2 separate regions of the Homo sapiens genome follow, and region 2 is linked to region 1. Evidence: read pairs that join two places in POLR2A ChIA-PET (ENCODE). Cell type or tissue: Panc1. All regions are shown on one strand. Links, peaks and the distances in the headings refer to the core of each region. The heading gives the core; the rest is flanking DNA.

Region 1 (9,906 bases), core at 652-8,651:
CCCCAAACCAGAAGGAGTATGTTTCTTTCCTAGAGCAGCTGAGTGGGCTGGAGAGATCCTTTGCGGAATCCAGTAGTTGACAAAGCCTTCATTCTTTTTTGGGATCGGGGAACTGCTTGGAAGTTCTAGGGGGACATATGGCCATGATGACTGGCTGCTTCCTACTCCCATGTTAAGAAGCATAATCTAGAAAGATCTGCAGAGCCTTCTTCAAACAGAAGTGTTAGTCACAGGTACTAGTGAAGGGTAAGGGGCATAACTAGCTAGAGCTGTGGCCTTGCTTGGGGGTGGGGAGGGTTGAGCAGATCCTCCTGGAGGATGGAGTTGCTGAGGGTGCAGGATCTTCCCACCTGGGCTGAGGCCCGAGACAGGGAGGGCTGGTTTCTACTGTGGGACTTGGGTTAGTATTGCTCAGTCCCCCATCCCCACTATTGGTCATTGGCCAAGGTGGTCCTTAGGATGGTGGGGTTCCTGGATGCAGGTGACAGTGTAAGGAAACATGTTTATCTTGTTTTTCTGATTACAAAAATAATGGGTAATTATTCTTAAAAATTCAAAAGTTGAATTTAGAAAGTTAAACTCCCCATAATCCCATTTCCCACAGGTAACCATCATGAGTATTTTGTTGTGCATTTCCAGAGGGGTTTTGTATGCTGACATCTTTAATAAAATGTCTACAACGGTGGGATCATACACACAAAGTATTTATGTTTCTTTCCACATTCCTGCTGGGACATGGCAGGAGGAGCATTCCACGCCTGAGCTGGTAGCACAGCTCTGAGATAAGACTGCTGTCCATAGCAGAGCCTAGCCAATACTTTGGATTGTGCTTTTTCTACCTGCTGCACGTTAGACATCTTTTTTTTTTTTTTTTTTTTTTGAGATGGAATCTCACTTTGTTGCCCAGACTGCAGTGCAGTGGCGCCATCTTGGCTCACTGCAACCTCCGCCTCCCAGGTTCAAGCGATTTCCCCTGCCTCAGCTTCCGAGTAGCTGCAGGTTACAGGCGCCCGCCACCATGCCCGGCTAATTTTTTGTATTTTTAGTAGAGACGAGGTTTCACCGTGTTGGCCAGGCTGGTCTTGAACTCCTGGCCTCAAGTGATCCGCCCACCTCGGCCTCCCAAAGTGCTGAAATTACAGGCATGAGCCACTGTGTCCGGCCAACATCTTTTTATAGCAATCTCATTCTTCTTAAAGATCATGTAGTATTCTCTCATGTGGTTGTGCCGTAATCCATTCTTTATAAGCATCTTCGAATCATTGCAAATTTATGCAAATACTTCTGTGGGATAATTTCAGAGGTGAATTGTTGAACCCGAGGGTATGAACATTTTGCATTTTATACAGGTGTGCTGTTTTTACCCCTGCTAACAGCGTTTGAGAGTACTCGCTTCGTGGTGCTGAGGGATGGGCAGATTTTTATAATGCAAGATCAACATAAAAACTAAGCAGCCTAAAACCGGAAATTAAGAACCCCATGAGGCCAGTGCCCTGACTCACGCCTGTAATCCCCACACTTTGTGAGGCTGAGGCAGTTGCTTGCGCTCAGGAGTTTGAAACTAGCCTGGGCAACATGGCGAAACCCCGTCTCTACCAAAAATAGAAAAAGAAAAAATTAACTGAGTGTGGTAGCACACACTTGTGGTCCCAGTTACTGGGGAGGCTGAGAGGTGGAGGTTGCAGTGAGCTGGGATCGTGCCACTGCACTCAAGCCTGGGTGACAGAGTGAGACCCTGTAACCCACCATACAAAAAGAACCTCGATACCCATACAGTGATACCTTGCTCCTCTCATATGGGAGTCTATTAAGAGCATTCTTTGGGTACATCTTAGTGTATTGACTTAAAACGATGTCTCAGGATGCATGGGGAAAAGCAGTAGGTTTGGCGTGGCTCAATTTCTACATTAGAGACAAATATAAATATATTTTTAACTGGAGCTCTATATGTCTAACAGCGGCTCTTTCAGGAGCAGAGGCTGCTCACTGACTCAGCAATTATTTCAGTGCCCACTCTGCACCCAGAGCTATCCCAGGCCCTGGGAATATAGTATAAAAGATTTCTGCTCTTATGAAGTTTGTAGTCTACTTTGGGAGAGATGGACCCAAAAAATGTGTTTAAAGAGAATTTCAGAGATGGATGTCTATTACGAAGCAGGTAACAGTGTAATGTGACTAAAAATGACTTTAGATGTGACCACATTTTTATTGTATATACTGCTAGATGTGATTATGTTATGGGATCCTTTCCGTTTCTACATTTTGGGTGTGTTTGAACTTTCGATGAGTGTGAATTCCTTTCGTAATCAGAATAAAACATTATAGATAATAAAACCCATTGTAAAGCTTTGAAATGAAACCCTTGACTCCTAGCTGGTATCCTGCAGGTCTTGACTCCTATTTTTTTGTTTGTTTGCTTGTTTTGTTTTGGCTTTTTCGAGACAGAGTCTCGCTCTGTCGCCCAGGCTGGAATGCAGTGGTGTGATCGTAACTCACAGCAGCCTTGACCTCTTGGGCTCAAGCGATCTTCCTGTCTCAGCCTCCCGAGTAGCTGGGACTACAGGTGTGCAGCACCATGCCCAGCTATTTAAAATTTTTTTTTTTTTTTTTTTTTTTTTTGTTGAGAGAGAGTCTCCCTGTGTTGCCCAGGCTGGTCTTGAACTCGTTGGCCTCAAGCAGTCTTCCTGCCTTGGCCTCCCAAAGTGTTGGGATTACAGGCGTGAGCCACCACATCTGGCCTGGGTCTTGACTCTTAAGCACCTTAGGTCCCCGGAGCAGGCATTTCCATCTCCAGGTTCAACTTATCATTGTGGGGGTTGGGGGGCTATGGGCCAACTTGAGATGAACAGAACAAGACGCGGTGAGGGTACCATGGGAAAAGGAAGCCACCCCCATTTCCAGAAACTCTTTAGGCTTGGTTAGCATCGTGAACTGCAGAGCAAGCCTGGGGCCTGTGTAGAATGGGGCCAGGGATTGAAAAGCTGGAGGAAGGAGTGGGTCTGAGGGTGGGAGCTTCCTTTTTTTTTTTTTTGAGATGGAGTTTCGCTCTTGTCCCCCGGTCTGGAGTGCAGTGGCTCAATTTCGGCTCACTGCAACCTCCGCCTCCCGGGTTCAAATGATTCTTTTGCCTCAGCCTCCCGAGTAGCTGGGATTACAGGCGCCCACCACCACGCCGGGCTAAATTTTTTTTTTTTGTATTTTTAGTAGAGATGGGGTTTTGCCATGTTGGCCAGGCTTGTCTCGAACTCCTGACCTCAGGTGATCTGCCCGCCTCTGCCTCCCAAAGTGCTGAGATTATAGGCGTGAGCCACTGCACCTGGCCTGAGGGTGGGAGCTTCTGATAACAGCATCCCATGAGGGGTGTATGTGCATAGAAGTGGGAAGAACTGGGGAGGCGGATTTGAGGGAAGTGAGTCTGACCTGTCTCATGCCGCCTGTCTGCCTGGTATGGCCTTATCTTGCCCTAGTGTCCGCTAAATGCCCGTGTCTCCTCTCTGCTCCACCACAGATGCCGTGCGCGAAATTCGGAAGTATGATGATGTGACGGAAAAGGTGAACCTCCAGAACAATCCCGGGGCCATGGAGCACTTCCACATGAAGCTTTTCCGTGCCCAGAGGAATCTCTACATTGCTGGCTTTTCCTTGCTGCTGTCCTTGTGAGTGGGGGGTTGAGGGGGCAGGTGCTGTGAAAGGAGCCATGGGCTAGCCATGGACACCGAGCTCAGTGGGCTCAGTCTCCCCCCTGTGACTTTGATTCCTCCTCAGTCTGTGGCCTGGATCCCAAAGCCCTGTCTGTGTTAGGGAAGCCACATAGTTTTCTCCTGACCTCCAGAGGCAGCGTGGAGAGTAGGAGAGGGCTGCCTGAAATATCAGAAGACCCTCACACACCACATACTCTCAGGCAAACAGATGACTATCTCACGGTCTGTTTGCATGGAGAGTGAGATGTAACGGTAAGGCCTTGCCCTCCTCTGGGAGAGGACCTTCAGAGTCCAGCTCACAAGGGAGCGACTGAATGGGGGACTCTTTGTGTCCGGGGTGTTGACCTAGGGACAGCAGGTAAAAGTGGCACGAAGAGGCTGGGCCTCTCCTCACCTCAGGGCCTTCCCCACGTGAAACTCGTAATGAGGACATGTTACATTCCATGGCAGCCAGAGTATTTCTGATGATTTTTTTGGTAAAACTAAGTACCTTAATCAAGGCTAAGGGTAACTAGTCGGGCAAAACTAGACCACTACGAAGTGCCTATTTGAGCCTGGGGCCCTGTTTGCTGCCTCCTGCTTCACATAGCCGTTCTGATCAGCAGGGCCTGGCTGGGAGGTGGATGGGAGCTCAGACCATGTATGAAGGCATTGGAAAGGCGCTTGCTTTGAGGGTGGAGCTCTCATCACTTAATCACTTCTCAAAAGACCCCACCTCTTAATGCTACGGCAGTGAGGATTAAATTCCAACACATGAAGTTTGAAGGGCACTCAGACCATAGCACCAAGTGATTCTCAGGCTCATGGACAGTTATTCCCCACTTGGTTTTGTGCCCCGAGACTCAAGAATCTCCATGCCTAGGAGATTCTTGCTCTCTAGTCACCTGGTGTGTCCTGCTTTACTAGGCGCTACGATGACTACTTGTCTTAAAATCTGTTGTTTAGATGATCTGGTACTCTCTGCGACCAAGTTGGAAAGAGGGGTGGAGCTAGAAAAGGCAAACACATTTTTTTCAAGATAATGGGTTTGATCACAGATTTGATCTACAAGCTTGCTGTCTTCAAACTTAGGAAAGTCAGGAAGGCTGGGAGGAGTCAGACACATACCCTAAATTTTTCAGGAAGTTCCAAACAAGTATTATCTTGTGGTCTGAGGCTGAAAGGGAAGCAGATCTGAAAGACTGAGTCTCAAACCCAGAATTCTGAGTGTGACAGTCAGCAAAATGAGGAAAAAAGACCACATTGAGAGGGAAAGAGAGGAAACTAGGCCATCTACCAGAAAAGCATCTAGAGCTTTAAGAATGGTATGGGGGAGGGGTGGGCTGGGTGCGGTGACTTAGGCCTGTAATCCCAGCACTTTGGGAGGCCGAGGCAGGTGGATCACCTGAGGTCAGGAGTTCGAGACCAGCCTGGCCAACATGGTGACACCCAGTCTCTACTAACAATACAAAAAAATTAGCTGGGCTTGGTGGTAGGTGCCTGTAGTGCCAGCTACTCGGGAGGCTGAGGCAGGAGAATTGCTTGAACCCGGGAGGCAGAGGTTGCAGTGAGCCGAGATCACACCACTGCACTCCAGCCTGGGTGACATCTCAAAAAAAAAAAAAAAAAAAAAAAAGAATAGTATCGGGAAGGTGAAAACCTGCCGGGAGCTCTGAATCATGAAAGACATGGAGAAGTGAGGAGAAGGCAGTCCCTTTTATATGTCTGTGTAAGGAAGGAGATGGAGGGTAGGTGGTCAAGGGCAAAGGAAACACTAGGATGAGAAAATGGAAATTACAGGTGGGCAAGAGTGGCATCCCTAAAGGATGTACTTGATGAGATTATGTCCAGAAGCTGTTGAGATCATCTGCAGAAGGCATTGCCACCGATGCTTGAGGATTTGCAGAGTGGGAGAGATACTGGCAGACTGCAGCCTGGCAAACATCCCAATTTCCAAAGGGAGGAGAAGGTAGATGAGGAATTGACCTGGGGAGGGTTGACTTTGATCTCCAGCCATGCTCTAGAAAGAATAGCTTGTATGCTTTTGGAAAAGAAGAGCGGGATCATTGGTGACTGCTGTGAATTCCTGGAGAAGTTCTGTCAGCCTTCTATAGATGGAGTGTAGATGGATTTTTAGCATGATGCTTGCCAGTCTGAGTCTGTTCTTAACGACCAGATGCCGAAGTGTGGGGAAGGTGCTGGCAGAACAGTGTAGTTAGGTGTGGTCCTAACCCACATGAGTGGCTGCCATGTGGATTGGCTCTATCCACACATACACATAGAAGCCTTAGGGGGCTCACTCTTTTTTTTTGAGACAGAGTCTCACTCTGTCGCCCAGGCAGGAGTGCAGTGGCTCGATCTCGGCTCACTGCAAGCTCTGTCTCCCGGGTTCACGCCATTCTCCTGTCTCAGCCTCCCAAGTAGCTGGGACTACAGGCGCCCGCCACCATGCCCTGCTAATTTTTTGTATTTTTAGTAGAGACGGGGTTTCACCATGTTGGCCAGGCTGGTCTCAAACTCCTGAGCTCAGGTGATCTGCCTGCCTCAGCCTCCCAAAGTGCTGGGATCACAGGCGTGAGCCACCGCGCCTGGCCTGCTTTGTTTTTTCAGTGTTTCCTGCAAGCTGCAAATGGGCTGTGTGGCCATAAGGCTGGACAAGAGCATCACACAGAAAGCCAAGGTCCTCTAGGGTCACAGCCACCATCTTAGATTTAACTCTTAGACTAGCAAGGAGTATATATTTCTGGCAAAATTCCAGAAATGATTAACTAGATCGCTTATGGGCAACTGGTGAATCCACACTGATCTCTGGGATCACCGTTTCCTTTTCTAAGAAGTCACGCAAGACCAACCTCATGGCTTTTTTGGATCAGGCTACTGGATGGGAACACGGGAGAGTGCGGCAGCTGAGCCACCACGCCCAGCCTCCACATGCTTTTTAAAAACATTCCCGTGTTTAAAAAAAGTTAACCACGGGGCTTTTAAGCACCACATGCTTTAAATGCCCCTTGGTGACTTGAGTGTTCTACTCAGTTTATCATGAATGTTTTTCTGGGACAACTGACCTGTTTCCAGCATATTTATTTATTTATTTATTTATTTATTTATTTTTTTTGAGACAAGGTCTCGCTCCATCACCCAGGCTGGAGTGCATTGGTGTGATCATGGCTCACTGCAGCCCCGCCCTTTTGCCTCAGCCTCCCGAGTAGCTGGGACTATAGGCATGTGCCACCACGTGCTGCTAATTTTTTAATTTTTTGTAGAGACAGAGTCTTGCTCTGTTGCCCAAGCTGATCTCAAACTGCTGGGCTCAAGAAATCCTCCCACCTCATCCTCCCAAAGTGCTAGGATTACAGGCATGAGCCACTGTGCCTGGCCTCTCCAGCGTTCTTGAGTGTTCTTGAGTGTCTACCCAATTCCTCATTGGTGGATGTCGAGCCTGCAGCTCTGTTTCTGATGTCATAAACAGTGGCCTCAGCTAGTCAGCTTTCTTTGGGCCTCCTGATCCTCTTGGAGCACCCATGCCACTCCTATTATCTGTCTCTTTCTTTTTTGTTGCTGTTGATTTTTTTCTTTTTCTTTTTCTTTCTTTCTTTCTTTTTTTTTTTTTTTTGAGACAGAGTCTCTCTGTGTCGCTGAGGCCGGAGTGCAGTGGCACAGTCTTGGCTTACTGCAGCCTCCTCCTCCTGGGTTCAAGCAGTTCTCATGCCTCAGCCTCCCAAGTAGCTGGGACTACAGGCACATGCCACCACGCCTGGCTAATTTTTGTATTTTTAGTAGAGACGGTTTTGCCCTGTTGGCCAGGCTGGTCGTCTCTGACTCCTGGCCTCATGTGATCTGCCCACCTCGGCCTCCCAAAGTGCTGGGAATACAGGCATGAGCCACCACACCCACCTCTCTTTCTTTCCATGTTCTTTATGTCCCACTGAGAGGCTCAGTTCTTGAACGCGAGCAGGTACTCATGGCGCGAGCAGGTACTCATGGCCCGAGCAGGTTAGATGGTTAGGAGTTAAGGGTTCCAGACTTCGTATGCAACTTTTCTGCGTGGTAGAGAGCCTGCCTAGTGGGTATTCCAGTACTGCTGGCATGCAGTCACCTGTGTGGATTAACATTTTGCAAGGGTGTATGGGTTGGAGTGGAGCAGGAGAGCCTGAAGTGGGGAGACCAAGTTGGAGGTTGTCAGTGAGACTTGCTGGGAACCTGAACGGGGGCAGTGGTACAGTGGTAGTAGAAGTGGGGTGGAGGGGACAGAGCTGAGAGGCCCAGGTGGAGTTGAATCAGCAGGCTTTTCCAGTCTCTGGGAGTCTGAGATGATCTTGGTTCTGCTGTGGACTTGCGGAATCGAGGACGCAGCCCCCTGCTGGAAAGGGAGCTCTGGCTGCCCATGGAGTAACACTATCGTGCTAGGTGTGAGGGCTGGTTGCAGAGTGGGACTTCTGGCCAGGCCTGGGGGCAGCAAGGAAAGGAGGGGACAGGGAGAGCAGGGTTGAGCAGGGGAGGCCTGGCAGATGAGCAGGATAGGGTGCTTCCGGGCAGTCGAGCTTGGGTTGCTGGCTTCAGAGGCATTGAGGCCAGGGCAAAGGGAATGTGCTGGCAGGATGGATTCCAGCCTCCAGCAGAGCGATAGAAGATCGGGGAGCAGAAGGAAGAGGGAAGCAAGATCAAGAAGGAGGATGTGAGCAGGTTAGTGGCCAAGGAGGGGAGCACATTCTGGAGAAGGCCTGGTGCTTGGCACTAGTTTTCAGCGGGACTGGGCTCAGAACACATAGGAGGTTAGCCTGAGAGCTCCCGAGTAGCCTTTGTAATTGGGAAAGGGGGCCTGGCCTGAAAGGAAACATCACACCTAGAAGCAAGTCTGTACCCTTGGCCCCCCATAGTCTGCTGCTGCTGCCTGGGATAGCAGTGGGAGAGTCCCAGCTTCCCAGCCAAAGCCTTCTGAGCTTTTGTCCTGCCTCTGCCACTACTGTCTCAGTCCTGTCACTTGACCCAGAAGCCTGGGGCTGCTCTGCCCTTTCTTCTTGTCCCATGTGACTGCCCAACCATCGTGGCCATTTCTCAGTGTGTGGCCCAGCAGGGTGAGGCGCTTTCACGGTGTCAAGTAGCCAACCTCCAGAAGTCTTCAGCCTGCAGAGCTGGACTCCACCCATGAAACAGCCTGTAGATGTCACCTCCTAAGCCTCTCTCTCACAACCCTTGGGACCACTGCTGTGGTGGGGCCACCACCATCCCGTATAGACCAAGCGGGCTCCCTGCCACCTGCCTTCCCCCCTTTGGCCTGTGCACCCCACTTCCAGTGGCTCGCTATCACATGGATCCTCCAGGACGCGGCTCCCCCACAGTCTCTGCTTCGGCCTCCCCCTGTCATGAAGCAGTCATGTGGGTCTCATGGGAGAGCCTCACGTAACACATGCTCTCCCCCAACTCGATTCTCTGAGCATTTTGGGGACCTCTGTGCGGAACACCCCCTCCAGCTGCCGGCCCAGCCGGCACCTCCTCTTCGTGAATCTCCGAGGCTTCCCTGTGGAGCCTGTTCCGAGGGGCCCACACCATGTTCCCGGCTGACCCATAGCGCTGTCCTCGGGTCCCAGGGCAGCCTGCACACGCAGCTCTGAGGTGTGGCACTTGGCAGGGTTGCCCATCGTGGAAAACCTGGGCTCTTCCCCTTCAGACTGTTCAGCTCAGTGCCAAGGGCCTGGCACATATGAAGGGCGCTGAAACATTTGGTGACTGAATGGGCTGTCCCGGGCTGACGGCGACAGCTTTAGGTGCGTGCCTGGGTTGAACTTGTTGGGCTTTTTAGCCAAGAAGCCCAGCTTTTCAGGTCTTAGGAGCTATGACAGTTTGTGAAGGCGGGTCCATCGGGGCCACCTCCAGGGGACCACACTGGATGAGCCACTGGTTTCCACTTGTGGAAGACTCCGGCAGTCGCTCCTGTTCCCTTCCTGCCAACCTTGCACTTCGGGGGCACAGCTAGCGAGAGGCCCTCTTGAGTCTTGGAGTGTGTTGGGGACGGCAGCTCCCTCTGGGCTGGGGTTTGTGTGTTCAGAGGACCTGCACTGCCTTCTCTGCCTTACTCAGCTTAAATGACGGTCAAGGTTAGGCCCAAAGTGCTGGTTAGCAGCCAGTCGCAGGAAGGCCCCTGTTTGTGTGGAAGCCCCCTGAATTTTTGCTGACCTGAACTTGATCCACAGGCATCTTTTGTTTCCTCTTTACCCCTCCAGGGTAG
Region 2 (9,906 bases), core at 888-8,887, 78 kb after region 1:
GTCCCTGTCCCATCTGGGTCTCCATTTCCTGGTATGTACGTTTGGGGAGAGAGGTGGGACCATGTGATCTCCAAGGACCCTCCTAGCTGTGCTGCAGTTTCAAGCCATGGTGCGTGAGCTGGGAGGGTCCTGCTGTCGCCAGCCAGGCCTGCCCACCCTGCTCTGGGCCCCGACTGCTCCTCTGCACCTTTTCAGCCTTGGCGGCAGCACAGCCCCTCCTGGGAGCAGGCCTCTGGCCCTGCAACTGTCTTCCTGCTCTGGACGCTGGGCCTCATGGGACTGCACTGGGGCTCTCCCCTACAGCCTTGGGGAGTCAGGCTGCCCAGGACTTGAGCTTGCACCTACCCAAGGCTATGCCACGCAGGCGAGCACATGCAGCTGCCACTGGTGCCCGTACTGCTAGACGTGCTGAAGTTACGGAACCTTTCCTAAGAAATCAATATTCCATAGAAGCTGTGCCCTACAAACAGGGGACTGCCTTTCACACTCCCCCTCCACTGAGGGCACCTCCTGTTTGGGAAGGACGTACGACAGCTGTGCCCATGGCCTGGGTGCCCAGCTGACCCCCGGCAAAGGCTTGGTGGGTGAGCTGACTCGGAGGAGCTTCTAGCAAGGTTTGTTAACATCCTCCCCTCCGCCACCATCCTGTGCTTTAGTGACTCAGGGCTGAGAGGCTGGCGGAGAAACATTTGGATTGAAGAATGCCACCCTCGCCCCTGCACAGCTCCCACTCCCAGCCCTCCTGGTGTCTCTGCTCTCCAGGCAACAAGACCCATCCGTTGCCGGAAGAGGAGCATGCAAAGGCCAGGCCTGCCCGGAGATGCCCGGGGAGCTCGTGAGGCACAGGCCTGCTCGGCCTCAGGAAATAGCGGTTCCCTCTTCATCCCCAGGGCTGGGGAAGAAAATGCAGAACACTCCCAAGGGGGACTTGAGTGAGTGCAAGTTTGCTTGGCAGAACCGAGGGCACAGCTGGGTCTCTGACTCCGAAGCAGCTGGGTCCATCTGCTGCTGACGGGAGTCTCAGGGTGAGGCGACGGGGCCGCCCCAGCCCTCGCCCTCCATTCCACCCGGAACCCCAAGGCCACTGCCGTCCTTCCTGTCCCTTCCTTGGGGATGGCCATTGGGAAGTGGCCATCTTGTTTCCTGTCAGACCCCACGCCCTCCCGAATCCCAAAGGTGCTCCCCAGAGACCTTGAAATCAGACACAGGAACCGCCAGCCCCGGGCAAGGTGGAGGGGCACGGGAGCTGCACTTTGCTGGGGGTAGAGAGGTCTTTAGCCTAGCAGTGCCTCTGGCGGCCGGCCCAACTCACACCCTCTGACATGGAGGGCTTTGGCTGAAGGCATCCATATCTGTTAAGGGACAGTTTGTTCAGGGCCCGATTCCGGGCCACTCTCCAGGCAAATGAGGTTTTGGGGAGAGACCGTGGGAAAGGTGATGGCCGTCAAAGCCTCACAGCTGGCACAGGGGCAGGCACGTTCCTGCCATAAGCCAAGCGCCCTCCTCAGGGCCCCGCCCATGGTCCCCACGCTGCCCTGCTGTTGGCTTGTCTCAGCACACCACGGCGCCTGCTGCTGCTGCCTCCGAGTGCTGGGTCCTCCCTGCCTGTGTCCCTGCATGGAACCTGGATCACATCTGCGGGCTCCGGAGCCAGGGTGCACACACATCCGAGACTTCATTTCTGGGTAACCATTGGGTCCCACAGAGATGGCTTCTGCAGCTGAAGCCTTCTGTTCACATGACAATCCCCCCACCCCCCTGCGCCAACCCTCCAACTCCTCCCTCTGCACCCTCCCATATCTGAAGCGCTTCAGCCGGCATCTTCTAGATGTACCCCGCTACCAGTTACCATGTCTTCAGAAGCACCCTACCTGTCTGCAGCCGCTCCCAAAGGAGCCCTGCCCAGACATTTGAAACAAAATGGCTCTGAAATGTCACTTGCAGACGAGGTCAAAGGCAGGCCAGCCGGGCAGCTGAGTGCCCAGGGGTGTGAGCACCAGGGAGGGACAGGAGGTAGGTGAGAGGGAAGGGAGGGGGGTAGAGCACAGAGCGCCAGCCTGTGCAGCGATTGATTTCTGCGGGCCGGGACCTGGTGAGCCATTAGCACCCCCATTTGGGGAGGGCTCAGGTTCAGGTTCAATACAATTCCCCTCTGGCCAGCTGCACTGGCTCCCTCTCCTTGTCTTGTCCTCCCGAGCAGCAGTGCATGTGCGTCTGGATATACATTACAGATGATATAATCCTTTTACCGGGACAGCCAGCCACCCACAGCCCTGGGCTAGACAGGGGAAGGGAAGTGAGGGGAGACAAGGAGCCTCTGTCCAGACCCCATGCAGGGGAAGAGGAGGAGAGAGGGCAGCAGGTGACTTTCCCGCGTGGCCCAGGGACGTCCAGGGCTAAGGGAACCAGGAGAGAGGGGAGCCACCAAGGGTGAAACGATGGGTCTGGGGAGATTGGGGGTGCCAAGGATGTTCCCAGTCCACCTGGCTCCCCTGCTGCAGATCCCCCCAACCTTTGCCCCGCCTGGCCCAGGAGGAAAGGCCCACCTGCCTTTCTGGCCGCATTTCAGCATCCCCCACCCCGTCCCCCTTCCAGGAACATGCTTCTCCAGTCAGGGTGTCTCACCACAGGTAACAAGATAAGACACGAGACAGGCAGCCATGGCCAGGCCCAGGCAGGGGCTTGTGGCGAGCGCTTGCCCTGGCTCAGATGTCTGTGGGGGTGGAGAGCGGCTCCTGGAGGCTGTGGGTTTTTCTCATCTCACTCCTCGGGGGCCTCTGCCCCTGCGCGCTCGGTCACAGCACCTGTTGGCTTGTCTGGCTGCCTCCCTCCACCACTCCCCATCTCCTCCCAGCACCGAAAGGCCCAGCCTGGTGGGCCCCATTGGCTTCCTGCACCCAGACCCATCCCCACCCTCAGGCTGCTGAGCCCCTTGCTGCTCTGGCATCTGGGAGCACCCAGCACCTCTCCTGCCCACCGCTGCCACTTGCCCAAGGCCCTGCAGCGATCAGGGGCACAGCTGGAGACAGAATCACAGCTGTGGGTGCCACGAGTCACCTTCCAGGCAAGGAGTCCCAGCTGATGGAGACTTGTGGCCTCCAGGACAGGGGCGCCGCGTGGGCCACCCTTGGAAGCACAGCTGTCCTGAAGCTTCCACCTTGTGTGCAGGCCCCTTGGGTAATGGTGACAGCAGCTCCAGGGACAGATGAGGGTCTCCTCCCTCCCACCACTGGTGCCGTGACCGTGAGGACAAGCCATGCTGTTTGCTGCACTTCTTGTTTGCTTCTGGATGAGGATGCTGAAGTATGGAATGTGGGGGCGGTGACCGGGCTATGTGCTCAGTTCCACAGACTAGCAGCCAGGGCCCCATGGCCAGGGCGCCCCTCCGCAGGGAACTGCCTCTGCCCTTGAGTGGCTCTTTCTTATAGGCTGGGGGACAGGCAGGAGGGGAGCTGCTGGCTCAGGCCTCAGTCACCTGGCAAGCCACCCACCCGGCCAGAGCAAGGAAGGAGGCAGCTCCCTCCTGGTTGCAGAAGGGTGCTGGAGAGCCATGGGTGCGACCGGAATTGCAGAGAAGAGCTGGCCTGTCCTTGAATGTGGGCCGCCCCCACCAGGGTGGAGTTCAAGGCTGTGGTCCAGAGCATGTGCACCCCAGCCCAGGTGTGGGCCTTCTCCTCTGTCACCTTCTCTTAGCCCTGCTGCCCCCCATCCCCGGGTTCTCGCTGCCCCCTCTTCATTCTCCTGCCTGAGAGCCTCGCCACAGGAAGGCTCGGGATATTTCTGCCAGCTCTCTGGGGAGTTCTCCCGTCTAAATTTAGAGAGCGGCTATTACCCCTCAGTACCTGCTTCCCACATCGGTGGCTGATTTGGGTCCCGAGGGCCCCAGAGAGGAGAGCAGTGCAGATGCGGTGCCACGTGACCTGCCCACACCTCGGGGCCGGCTCCTGGGCAGAGAGAAGGTGGAGAGGAGGGGGAAGGTGAGAAAGGTGGCAGCCACGTCCCAGGGATCAACCGCATCCACGCGGAGAGGGCCAGTGGGCCTCTGCCTGAGAGATGCCATGGATGGGAAGGGGACAGCCAAGGCTCCTTGTGTGGGGTCAGGCATGCAGCCTGGCCTTTCCCGGTGGGAGGCTGTGGCAGGTCACTGAGCCCCTTCCAGGGCTTCTTACTGCCCTGCCTGCAACGACAGGGTAACCATCTCCACAGCCATCTCCCTTCCACCACTGCACACTGCATGCCCACTGCCATGTCAGTGTTATACAGAGAAAAGGAGGGTGCACACAGGCGGCTCTGGGAGTTAGTCATCAGTCCTGGCCACTGCTGTCACCACCTGGAGCAGGGCCTGAGACTCGTTCTTCACTGCCTTTTGAGCTCCAAGAAGGACGGCTGTGGCTGACATGGGCTGGGACCATGAGGGTGACCCAGGGTCCAGTCTGTCAGCCTGTAAGGCTCAGCTCTCAGGATGCGTGGTTGGAGAGCTGGCCAGAGCCATGAGGACCATGGCTGCCTGTTCTTCTCAGCCCTAAAGGGGAAAGCAGGGGAGGCTGAGGATGGGATCCCCAGGACCATGAGCCTAGGTGGACTTCCCAGTCGGCAGGGCAGCCAGCTTGAGACTGGCTTCCTGGAGGGGTGTGCGTCCCGTCTCTAGAGGGTCCAAGCAGAAGCCGCAGGGCTGCTGCCTTTCTTGTGCTACCCGCTGCAGTGGTGAGCCCAGCCAGAGGGAGGTGTCACAGATGGCTGGTGCTGAGGCTGGCTCCTTGGCATCTGAGGATTGGCCTGCTCCCAGCACTGCCCCCTGGCTGGCTGTGGTCAGAATTGCCCTATGGTGGATGGTGGGTGGTTCTTTGGAGCTCAGCACAGGCAAGGCAGGGAGATCTGCCTGGAAGCTCTTGGGCCGGGTCTCCTGGCAGGCGGCGTCTCTGGTGCATGCTCACTTCCCTCTTCTCGGCCCAGCTCAGCCAGAACCTCAAGGGCCCCAAGGGAGCCACAGTGAAGGCCCTTGCTCGGCCTCTGAAGGGTCTTTTGTGTCCTCATAGTTTGGGTCGGTGCTACCTGTCGCTTGTCACTTCTCATGTTGCCCGAAGACCTGTAGGACCAGGAGCTGGTGATCCTCAGCAGACTGCCATCCTGTTTCTCTGAGCATGTCGCTTATTGATTGTTGTTTTGGGGGAGGGATGAGTGTCGGGACCTCCTAGCCCACCGCCTGGCTGACTTCACTCCAGTGCTCATACACTGGCCTGTGACACCAGGTCTCTGCCCCAGGCTCCTGGGCCCAGCTGCCCCCAGGTGGGTTCCCTTGGGTGACCTCCAGGCTTCTCAAACTCACGTGTCCCAGACACAAGCCCAGGGCTCTTATCTCAGTGACAGCCACATCGGGTCTGCCTGGGTAGGCTCTGTAGGCCGCAAGGGAGAGAAGTGTCCAGAGGCTGTCTTCAGGAAAAGGGGACGTGTAGTGCCCAGAACGTCCTCTCCTCAGCCAAGCCCACCTATCCCCCAGGGCTCCTCCCATCCCCGTGTCCTCCATCCTCTGGCCCTCATCCCCTGGCCACCAGCCTTGAGCCTGCCCATCCTGACCTCCCTAAAAGGCCTGAGCATCTCAAAATTGTTCTGTGCCACCCCACAGCTTCCAAGTTGAGAGCCCCCTTTGGCCTGGTTTCTCCTGAGCTGCTGCCGGTGGGTGCTGTGTGTTCTCCCACCCGCCTCCCCAGAGCCCAGGCCAGCTGGCATCGCCTTCCTTGAGAAGTGGCGGCTTCCAGACGGGACTCATCTGCCTCCTGCCAAACTCCAAGGCCTGCAAGGCTCTTCCTCCACCTGCCCCTGCTTGCTTGGGTCCCCTCCTAAGGCCTCCCTCCTCATGCCCACCCCCTCCTGGTTTTCTTTCCCTCACTCTGGCCACTTGTCCCAAGTCTCTTTCTTATGTCCCTCTTCTGGGGGACGACTGTGACATCAGTGTCTCCTGGGTTCCATGCCTGTAGCTCCATTGCTGCCTGGATGTCCCAAAGTTCTTCCCTCCACACCCCAAACTCGGGGGTGCCCTTGATTCCTCTCTCTCCATAATCACCCCTCACATTGCTGGATTTTCTCTTCACCCAGGCCCTGTCCCCTCTCGCTTGGACGACGGCCCCAGCCTCGCACCCATCCTCCACATCAAGGCCAGAGGAAGTGTCCTTGCCCAGATGCCTGGCCACTTCTCCTCTCAGCCCCCTTCAGTGGCCCCTCGTGGCCTCAAGGACAAAGTCCAGCTCCACGGCCCTGAGCCATCTGGCTCCTGCTCGCTTCCCCGGAGTCCTCTCCCCGACTTCCTCCAGGCCCACATTCCAGCCCCAACTCGCGCCTTGCAGTTGCCAGAACGAAGCAGGATATCGCGTGTTCCCTTGCCTTATTCTAAAGAAGGTCACATGCTGAGGCTCCAGGTGGACAGATATTTTGGGGGGGCACTGTTTAGCGTGCTGCAGTCCTCTCTCTGTTCCCTCACTTCATGTCCATCACATGTGCAAAGTACATTCACCCACATCTTTGCCTATGTGCCTGCACCCTCCTGCTGTACACGCTGCCCCACATCTGCCTGGCAGGGCACTCATCTTTCCAGCCTCCCCTCAATGCTGGTGCTGGCACGAGAGTCCTTTCTTTCCTTTGCTAGGACCACCCAACACAGAATGCCTGTGTCCTGCTTGCCCCGGACCACTGCTGTCCTTGGCTGAGGAGCAGACGGGACGTTTGGAGGAGCGGCATCTGTCTCCAGGGCTTTGCACCCGGCCTGGCTCTGGGATGGGGCCGTAGCAATGTGTGTAGACCCCAGGAGGGAAGGAATTAAAGAGCCTGAGATCCCTGCTCTGGTGGCCCTGTGCGGCTGTGTCTGTAGGTAGGATGGGGCAGTGGGTGGGGAGTGGGTCAGGGCTCCTGGGCCACTGCCTGGCCCCCTGCGCTCCCTCCACCCTTCACTGAAGGAGGAAGCCGGGCTATAGCACAATTGTGGGAGGGGGTGCCTGAGATGGAGATGGGCAGGGTTGGGGTGTCCCCCAAAGGAGGAGGGGAGGGGGTGAGCATGCAGAGCAGAAATCAACCCCTTGAGGTCCTGTCCCCAGCCCAGCAGTGCTCTCCCAATGCTTTCTCGGTGGAGAGAGTGGGCATCTGTCCATGAGCACAGGGTTGTGCGAGGGGGATGCCGCTGATGACAGATGACGATGAGAGGCTTGGGGCCTGGAGGAGCAGCTGGACACGGCCTCTGATGGGCTGTGGGGCGCACTGACAGAGAGATGCGGAACCCCACATTCGTGTCATGTCCTGGCCTGAGAGGGGCCCTCCAGCCTTTGCAAGATGCCCCACTCCCTCCAGGCACCCCTTGGCCTGCAGTGGGCATGGTCCTTACCCCCCTCAGCAGGTTGCTTCTTGGCTCGGTGTCCTGGCACCGTGTTCCCCGCCTGCAGTGTCCTCCCCTCCTCCCTGTTGGCCCCACAGTGCTGGGCATGCCCCTCAGGTGCCCTGCTTCCCTCCCGCGTGGCATCGGCCAGCTGGTGAGGGCATGGGCACTGCAGATGCCTCTGTGCTCCAGGGTGCCTGGCATCGGGCCTGGGCACAGATTTCTGGTGGGTTGTTTATTTATTTATTTATTTTTTGAGACAGGGTCTCACTCTGTCACCCAGGCTGGAGGGCAGTGGATCAATCACAGTTCACTGCAGCCTCAACCCCCAGGCTCAAGCGATCCTCCACCTCAGCCCTCCAAGTAGTTGGGACAACAGGCACGCACCACCCACTTGGCTAATCAATTTTTTTTTTTTTTTTGTTGAGACAGGGTCTCCCTATGTTGTCCAGACTGGTCTGGAACTCCTGGGCTCAAGTGATCCTCCTGCCTGGGCCTCCCAAAGCGCTGGGATTGCAGGTGCGAGCCACTGCACTGGGTACCGAGTTCTGAGTGGAGCATGGCGAACTGGGGCGGCTTTCTGCCTGGCTACGCTATTGGGGCCCAGAGAGGCCCATGCCCGCAGGTGGCACTCGAGGCACACCCCGCAGTCCCTTCCCTGCCCAGGTCCTCCCCCTACCCAGGTCCTCCCCCTACCCTCATCTTGGTGTGTACCATGCGGCCTCGTTCTTTCTGTGGCCTTGTCCTGTCTTGAAAAGACTGGGAATTCCTGGGTGAGGCCCATGGGCCTGCTGTGGAATCCCTTTCTCCCGTGCACTGGCGTGCCCCAGAGCCCGAGGGCACTGAGCCTTTTCTCCCCCTGCCTCTCACCTGCCCACCTGTCCCCACTTCTGCTCCAGGGAGCCCGCTGGGTCCCTGTTGCTGCTGTCAGTCCCTTGTTTCTGCCATTCCCTTTCTCTAAATGCACCCTGACCTCTGTTGGAGGCCCCTCCGGCCTTCCCAGCCCAGCCCCGGCCTAGCCCTGCTCCCTTCTCCTGGCACCTGGGCACCCTTCATGGTTTCATGATGCTCCAGGTGGCTGTGCGCCGTCTCAGAGAGCACAGAGTGTGGCTGCCAGGGCCAGGCTGGCCACAGGCCTCCCAGTCTCCCTCAGCTGGCCTGGCCTGAGGCGGGCTGGCCACCCCCCAGGGGCTGGCTAGGCGTGCGCTAGAGGAATAAGGGGGGACAGGGGCAGGAGGAGGGCCAGCTGCCATGTCATCACAATGGTGGTCCCTGGGACACCTCTCCCTGGAATTCTGTGACCAGTCAGCTGCAGGCCTTGGTTACTGAGGAAACCGAAGCCTCGTGTGAGCGCTCGTCATCTGGGAGGAGGGATTCAGGCAGAGTGCGCCTCCGTGAGGGACCAGGTGCTCGGGTGACTGCCCGAATCCTCCTGGGCAGGCTCAGAGATGTGCGCCGAGAGCCTGGCTGCTCCCAGGGCTGCAGAGGCCCTGGGTGAGATGGGGCTGGAAGCAGTGAGGAAGCTGGCCCTGTCCGGAGCCAGAGCAGCCACACTATGTCCACACATAGCTGTGCATATACCTTCACAAGGACGGGGACAGCAGAACGCCTCTCAGCCACGTAGGCCAACTGGCAAGGAGGCAGCCAAGGTTGAGCTATATATATATGTATATATATATCAAAGGATACAATAGAGACAAGGCTAACACTTTCTAGTACAGCCTTAGTATAGAGCTTGCTGTGGAGGCAGAGATCCACAAGCCAGAGAACACCAAAGATCAGCCACAACCCGACAGAAGCCAGGGGAGAGGCCTGGGACGGACCTTTCCCTCCAGCCTTCAGAGGGACCACAGCCCTGCCGACACCCTGATCTTGAACTTCTGGCCTCCAGAGCTGGGAGAGAATAAATGTGTGCTGTTTTCACACATCCCGTGTGCAGCATTTTTTGACAGCAGCTCTAGCAAATGAATGCAGTGCTTCGGGAGTTTCGGGAAGCTTTCTTAAGTGCTCTATCGTTTAACTCAAAAAGATCCCTGTGAAGTTGAGGGTCTTAGCATTTCACAGATGAGGAAATGAAGACTCTGAACATCTGAATGACTTGTTCTTGTTCAGACTAATTCAGCCAGCTGGAGGTAGACCCAGAGTTCAATTAAACTCTTCGATGTGAAGTCTGGATCCAGGAAAGTAAATGTAAGTGCTCTAACATCTTCCAGCTTCCCGATATATTCAGGGTTTAATGTTTTTTGAAAGCTTTGAGCTCTCCAGATATTGTTCAAGTCAACCCTCTCCCATGCACCAACCTGCCTCTGAGAAACTGATTCCTTTTTAGGGAGAGAAAAAATTGCCTTTCTTTTTGTGCTATAAATGTCCCCCAGGGCACTGCTTTAGCTGCATCCCACAAATTTTCCTGTTTTGTAGTTTTGTTTTTGACTATTTTGGTGTATTTAAAAAGTTTTTCCTTTAGACTTCCTCTTGGACCCATGGGCTATTTAGAAGCATGTTGTTTACTTTCCTGGTGTTTGGAGATTTTGCTGTGATTCATTTGG

What was found. ChIA-PET counts read pairs that join two places held together with the same protein. Peaks named below come from ENCODE experiments on the same cell type or tissue, not always from the same donor. Only the 100,000 strongest peaks of a DNase experiment are listed, where the experiment ranks them.
Region 2: POLR2A ChIA-PET joins it to region 1 with 18 read pairs; 3 of 35 experiments call an interaction of 5 or more read pairs at or near these places.

Annotation. Positions count from the first base shown.
Region 1 is chrX:153,709,292-153,719,197 of GRCh38, reverse strand. BCAP31 (B cell receptor associated protein 31) reads left to right here. Exons shown (of 8, transcript NM_001256447.2): 4 at 3,509-3,656. Among named protein-coding and RNA genes, the nearest start is that of BCAP31, 10 kb to the left of the region's middle. In Panc1, for the core only: no CTCF peak of the experiment used is centred there; no DNase peak of the experiment used is centred there.
Region 2 is chrX:153,631,347-153,641,252 of GRCh38, reverse strand. No RefSeq gene overlaps it. Among named protein-coding and RNA genes, the nearest start is that of DUSP9, 11 kb to the left of the region's middle. In Panc1, for the core only: no CTCF peak of the experiment used is centred there; a DNase peak (open chromatin) is centred at 4,800.